2 separate regions of the Mus musculus genome follow, and region 1 is linked to region 2. A link is a contact called in ENCODE Hi-C or POLR2A ChIA-PET data. All regions are on one chromosome and are shown on one strand. Each heading gives the region's core, a stretch centred on a gene start or an enhancer-like site at or near the end of the contact. The rest is flanking DNA. Distances are from core to core; before and after follow the strand shown. Region 1 holds the start of Adam15 (a disintegrin and metallopeptidase domain 15 (metargidin)). Region 2 holds the start of Zbtb7b (zinc finger and BTB domain containing 7B).

Evidence for each region. Hi-C counts contacts between places; a loop is a spot of excess contacts on that map. ChIA-PET counts read pairs that join two places held with the same protein, here RNA polymerase II (POLR2A).
Region 1: a loop to region 2 is called in a map of heart, with 2.6 times the contacts of the local background. The contact joins the promoter of Adam15 here to the promoter of Zbtb7b in region 2. A Hi-C loop is called at or near these places in 3 of 37 maps with a recorded cell type or tissue (all heart). POLR2A ChIA-PET finds 5 or more read pairs at or near these places in 4 of 5 experiments (Patski and embryonic stem cell).

Annotation. Positions count from the first base shown.
Region 1 is chr3:89,348,697-89,351,396 of GRCm38, forward strand. It overlaps Adam15 (a disintegrin and metallopeptidase domain 15 (metargidin)), which reads right to left and starts at 1,332. Exons shown (of 23, transcript NM_001037722.3): 1 at 1,113-1,332. The coding sequence starts at 1,191. It overlaps Dcst1 (DC-STAMP domain containing 1), which reads right to left. Exons shown (of 16, transcript NM_029974.2): 16 at 1,523-1,818. The coding sequence ends at 1,567. It also overlaps a transcript of Dcst2 not described here.
Region 2 is chr3:89,392,054-89,394,753 of GRCm38, forward strand. It overlaps Zbtb7b (zinc finger and BTB domain containing 7B), which reads right to left and starts at 1,325. Exons shown (of 3, transcript NM_009565.5): 1 at 982-1,325. Gm15417 (predicted gene 15417) reads left to right here. Exons shown (of 2, transcript NR_040403.1): 1 at 1-453.

The DNA of each region.
Region 1 (2,700 bases), core at 82-2,581, 43 kb before region 2:
CTCAGACCCACCGACCCTCAGCACAGAAGGCTATATCAGTGACTTAAGCGGTCCTGCAGTGTGTGCCAGGATTTAAAGGAGGATATGGGAAGGAGGGGTTTTTTTTTCCCCAACTTACGGATTTCACCCATAAGTCCCCAAAGTTCAGAGTATCCAGCTTGCAGCTCCTCCTTGCCTTCCCTTTGGCCAATCCCAAGATTTTCACGGGGGCCCTCCCTTGTTCCCATCCCTTCCCAATCACACTCCCCACCCAATCAGGAATGCCCTTTCTTAGGTCTAAGAGAAGTCTGTGGCCTAGTGCCCACTTGCCCTTCCTTTTCCCTCACAGTAGAGATGCCTGCCGGGAACACCCATCTTTGGGTGAGCAGTGCAAACACTCTGACCTCCCTAAACAGCCTTGATGCCCAGTCAGGCGCACCCGTTCCCAACAGCCTCCGCTTCCTCCGCCAGCACCCCCCAACAATGGCCCTCTCCTCTCCGGACACTCCACCCCCGCCTACCCTCTCGGCCCCCAGCCCAAGACAGCAGCGGGAAGTGAAAGTTCCAAGGAGGAGTTGGTGTCCCAGTCTCTTTCCTGGCGAAAGCTCCCTCCCCTGGCTCCTCCGGGCCCCTCCCGCTCCGCCAGGCTTCTGGTGGCAACCGCACCCGAGTGAGCGGTGCTGGCCGCCCAGGTCTGGAATGAACGGCTGAAAATAATCCTTTTCACTAAAACCCCACTAGCTAGTCCGGGCACTTCATTGAGTAGAACTGTCAGCTAGGCACTAGAGAGACGAAGACGTCAGTCCTAAGGAGTGACTCTTTCCATGATCTGAGCGCCCCACCCCCACCCCCCGCGCACGCTCTTCAGTGCCTGAGACTCAAAAGTGTCTGCAGGGATAACTCGGGACTTCAGGACAGAGGACGCCATCCTCCCTCCTCCTCTTCCTCCTCCTCCTCCTCCCCATCCTCCTCTTCCTTTCGTTCTCCAAATTACCTGGCCCTAGGCTTTGGTCCGCAGATCACGCAGGCTGCCCTCTGGTTAGGCTCCGGCAGACCCCAACACCCCATTGCCTCCGGGTTTCCTTGTACCTCTTTCCAAATCATCCCCTCGACCCACTGTCCTGGGAACTCACCTATATTTGGCAGCGGCGGGGAGGGCCGAGGGCTGCCCGCGCCCAGGAGTCCCAGAGCCCAGAGCAGCGCCAGCCGCATGGCCGCGGAGCTCCGGGCTGGACTGGGGCAGCAGGTGCGGGGCTACGCGTGGAGGAGCAGCCACGGCCCCGCCGGACACCAGCTCGGTGCAGCGCAGCAACTAGGCCCCGCCCCGCCCCGTCTGAGGCTCCGCCCCGCCCCGTCTGAGGCTCCGCCCCTGCCGCTCAGCGCAGCCTCTTTCCGGCAGCTACCGGGATGGGTTTGGACACCACAAGACTCGCGCCTTCCCTCCATCCTGCCTCCCGTCTGTAGCCCGGCTTCGTGGAGATTGTGCGGGCCAGTTCTTCCGGCTCACCCAATCCCGGATGCCTGCGAAGCACCAGCCGCAGGAGCGTGCATCACACTTTATTAAGCAAGAAGGCGGGCAGCATCCCTTCAATCGCCATACACAGCGTCGTCGTTGCTGTCGCTGTGGGCGGATGACGAGAGCTCTTCGCGGGGCGTGCACACCGGGCAGAGCCGTTGCATGTCGTCCCAGCACGACCGGCAGTACAGGGCCTTGCAGTCTGGTGTGGGGCACACGTAGGAATCCGGCGTCTCCATTGCCTGGCACACCACACAGCGCTGACGCATGAAGCGGTGCAGGAGAGGGCACCGGCGATACAGAGCCTCCACCAGGTAGTGGGGCTGTTGGAAGATGAGGTGGATTGGTTAATGCCAAGTGGGCTGAGCAGAAAGGGTTGTCAGGGGCACTGGGCAGCTCTTAATGTATGAAGTCCCAAGGCCTGACAATGCTATATTGGAGGAAGCTGGGGTAGACAAGAAGAGCCCTCGAGGGCGATATTGAGATAAATCGAAAGAGTCTTCTTCTCCATGATGGGCTGCGGAGCCTGGCGTGCCCAAACTTACTCCCAAGGATGACCCACAACAATTCTGTACACCTGTGGAGCGGCTTAATTTGGTACTTAGGCTTAGAAGGGAGGAGGGCACAATTTACACCTTACTGGGCTGGAGAGATGGTTCCGTGGTTAAGAACCCTGACTGCTCTTCCAGAGGACCCAGGTTTGAATCCCAGCACCCACATAGCTAACAACTGCCTGTCACTTGAGTTCCAGGGAACTGGATGATCTTCTGGCCTCCCTGGACACCAGCCACCCATGAGGACACAGACATATGCATAGGCAAAACACCCATACACATTAAATAAGTGCAAATTTTAATTAAGTCTTTTTTAAAAAATCTCTCCGGGTGGTGGTGGTGCACACCTTTAATCCCAGTACTTGGGAGGCAGAGGCAGGTGGATTTCTGAGTTTGAGGCCAGCCTGGTCTACAGAGTGAGTTCCAGGACAGCCAGGGCTACACAGAGAAACCCTGTCTCGAAAAACAAACAAACAAACAAAAAACTCAACCCCCCCCCAAAAAAAATCTCAGAAAGATGGTGTAACTTTCCTAAGTCAGATCTGAGTCAAACCTGGCAGGAACCAAGTCCCAAGCTTTGTGGCCATTCCACAGTCTCACTTTCCGAATACCCTCTTCATACAGTTGCCAGGAATTCTTAAGAGCAGAGCT
Region 2 (2,700 bases), core at 75-2,574:
GCACGTGTCCGGGCACAACCCGCTGCCCACGCTGCCCCCCCACTCCCGCCCCCCCCGCTCTGGCCAGGACACGTCGCTCTCTTACTTGGGTGGGGTGGGAGGAGGGGAGAGAAAGCTGGAAATGGAAAGCAGCGCCCCCCACCCCTCTGAATGGCCAACCTCGGCCAGCGGTGCGCACTAGGTTTCTACCACACAGCGACCCCCACTCTGCTCAGGGCAGGTGCGCCGGCGCCGGCGGCAAGACCGCTGGTAGGTCGAGTTCTTATCACCCACCCTCGCACTGGAGTTGTGAGAGCAAAAGCTGACTTTGAAAAGGTGGCGGTGGGCCTGAGGCTTGAGAGACCGGAATGTGATTGCGGAGCGGGAGGGGCAGAGGGGTCGTCCTGCTGAGCCGCACTACCGCTGGAGAGACGACGCGGCTCTGGAAGCGCAAGAAACCGAATAGTCCAGCCGGTAACTTTCCCCCAAGCCGCGGTTCCTCCCGCTGCCCCCCACCCCCCGTGCCACTGGCCTGGGTCCAGCCCACCGTGCCAGGGGGGCGCGGAGCTGGGTGGGTGGGTGGGGACACGCGTTGTCCTAGTTATAGTCCGTCAGGGTTTCCATTCCCTCCATTCGGTCGGGTCTGGGGTCTCCCCCTAAAGTCACAAAAGCGACTGGGGGTAGGGGTAAGTTCAGTGCAGCTCACCCCCTCTCCATCCCGTAGCTCACAGTCTGTATGATATTAGAAGTGCAAAGAAAGTTTCTGGAGACCCTCCGCTCAGAGTTGGGGGGAGGCCAATAGTCCATAGTTCTCTACCTTTCCTCCAAGTTAAAACCAATTCCAAAGACCCAGGAAAGCTACAGGGAATGCGACTGGTTGAAATCTGGTGTGTGTGTGTGTACGTGTGTGTACAGGGGTCTCACAGGACGCACGAAGGACACTGCAGTAGGCTCGAGTTTAGTGTATCCCGAGCCAAGGGACAAAAAGTGGGGTTCACTTACCTTTCAGCCGTTGGGTCCGTTCGCTGGAGCTGCAGAGGCACAGGGTGTAGGAAGAAGCGCGTCCCCCGCCAGGCTGGGGGGCTTGGGGCTCTGCTCCGGTCCTGGTCAGAAGGCCGCGGTCAGTGGCTCGCTGCTCGTTGCTGGGGGGCTCCTCCTCCGCCACCCTTTGCCTCCTCCTGTTGCCCGCCCCCCCCTTGGCCGCGGAGAGCCGTACATTCACCTGGCTTCCACTCGCCCCCCCCCCCAAGGCCCGCCTCACCTGTCCTGCTGTCTCACCTGTCCTCTCTCTTGCTTTCCCCCCATCCCTCCCCTCCCTCCCCCCGCCCCTGCCACCCCCAAACTCCCCCCCCACCCTTAGCAACACCCTCTGTCACTTCCTGGTTTTTCATCCGCCCCCCCCAGGCACCCCCTCCCTCCGCCCAATAAGGACATAAACTTCCACCTCTTCCAACAGCTAGTTCCAGCAGGGAGCATATGGGTCCCTCCCTCCTTTTCGTCCCTTTTCTCCGAGATTTTGCTTCGCTCCCTGAGCCTTTCCCACCCTTTTCCTTTCCCTTCTTTCCTTCAAACTCCCTTCACCTGCCGCGATCCCTCTCCCTCTCTGCTTTCTACCACTATCTCCTCCGGTCCACCTTAACTGGAGCTCCGCCTCCGACCCCCGTCCAGCCCTCTGCTGCTGCCCAGCTCCACCCCTTGCACGCCACCGCCCTGCCCATCCATTGGCCTGAACACCCGCCTATCCCATGTGGGACGCGCCTAGGGTTCATCCAGGGAGGGGGTGGAGCCTGGGCTGGCCAGAAACCAGAAGGGGAGGGAGGCCGAAGACAGTGTCCGCAGTGGCCAGGGAATGGAGCAGCCCCCTCAGGGACTTCCTCTCTTTCAAGAGGGGCTTCTGTAGGGTCACCACCTGGGGAGGGAATGGTATGAGAGGTTACGGATACGCTGCTGGGGATGAAGACCTAAAATTTAGAAAGAGTGGGGTCCTGCCGAGGGGCTTTAACCAGGTCAGAGCCCCAGGAAGAGAGAGAACCTCTAGACATTGAGCTTCAGCCTCTTGGCCCATCCCCCTCCGAGGGAGCGGGGGAGTCGAGTCTGTGGGCACTCTGTGTCCCTCCCCACGCGTGACGGCGCCCCGCGGGGAGGGAACAGTGCCCGGGGCAAGGAGCCTTTGCGCTCTAGCCAGTGCCCGTTGCTGCCTTGGCATTTTCAAAGGGGAGGGACTGAGTCTGGGAAGGGGAAGGGGGAGGTGCGCTCCCTCTGGGGCCCCGACGCTTTGCCTTCAACCAGCCGGTACTTTTAGTGGAGAAACTGAGACCCTACAGTGGAGGGATCTTGGCGCAGATTCACTCAGACCCCGAGGTGACGATAGAGACCTGGGTGGTTTAGGATGTTTGCTTAAGTGGGTTTGGGAAAAACCGGTATTCGTATTTAAGTGCCCGACCCAAAGAATGGTAGTCTCTGAGGGACGCTTACAACTGGGCTGGCGATGCTATAGACCCCAAAAGGGCCCCTCCTACTCGTTTCAAACGGAGTCAAATCCCGCTCTCTAGGACCAGGTTCGGCTTCGCAGCAGCAGGCCAGGCGGAACCGGGTCGGACTTGTTCTCTTTCCCAGCTCCCTCCGCAGGGGGCCTCCTTCCCTTTCCAGCAGGTGGCTCCGCAGGACACCAGCTCAACCTGTTGGACCACAATGGGCGGTGCCAGGGGGGCCCTGGCCCTC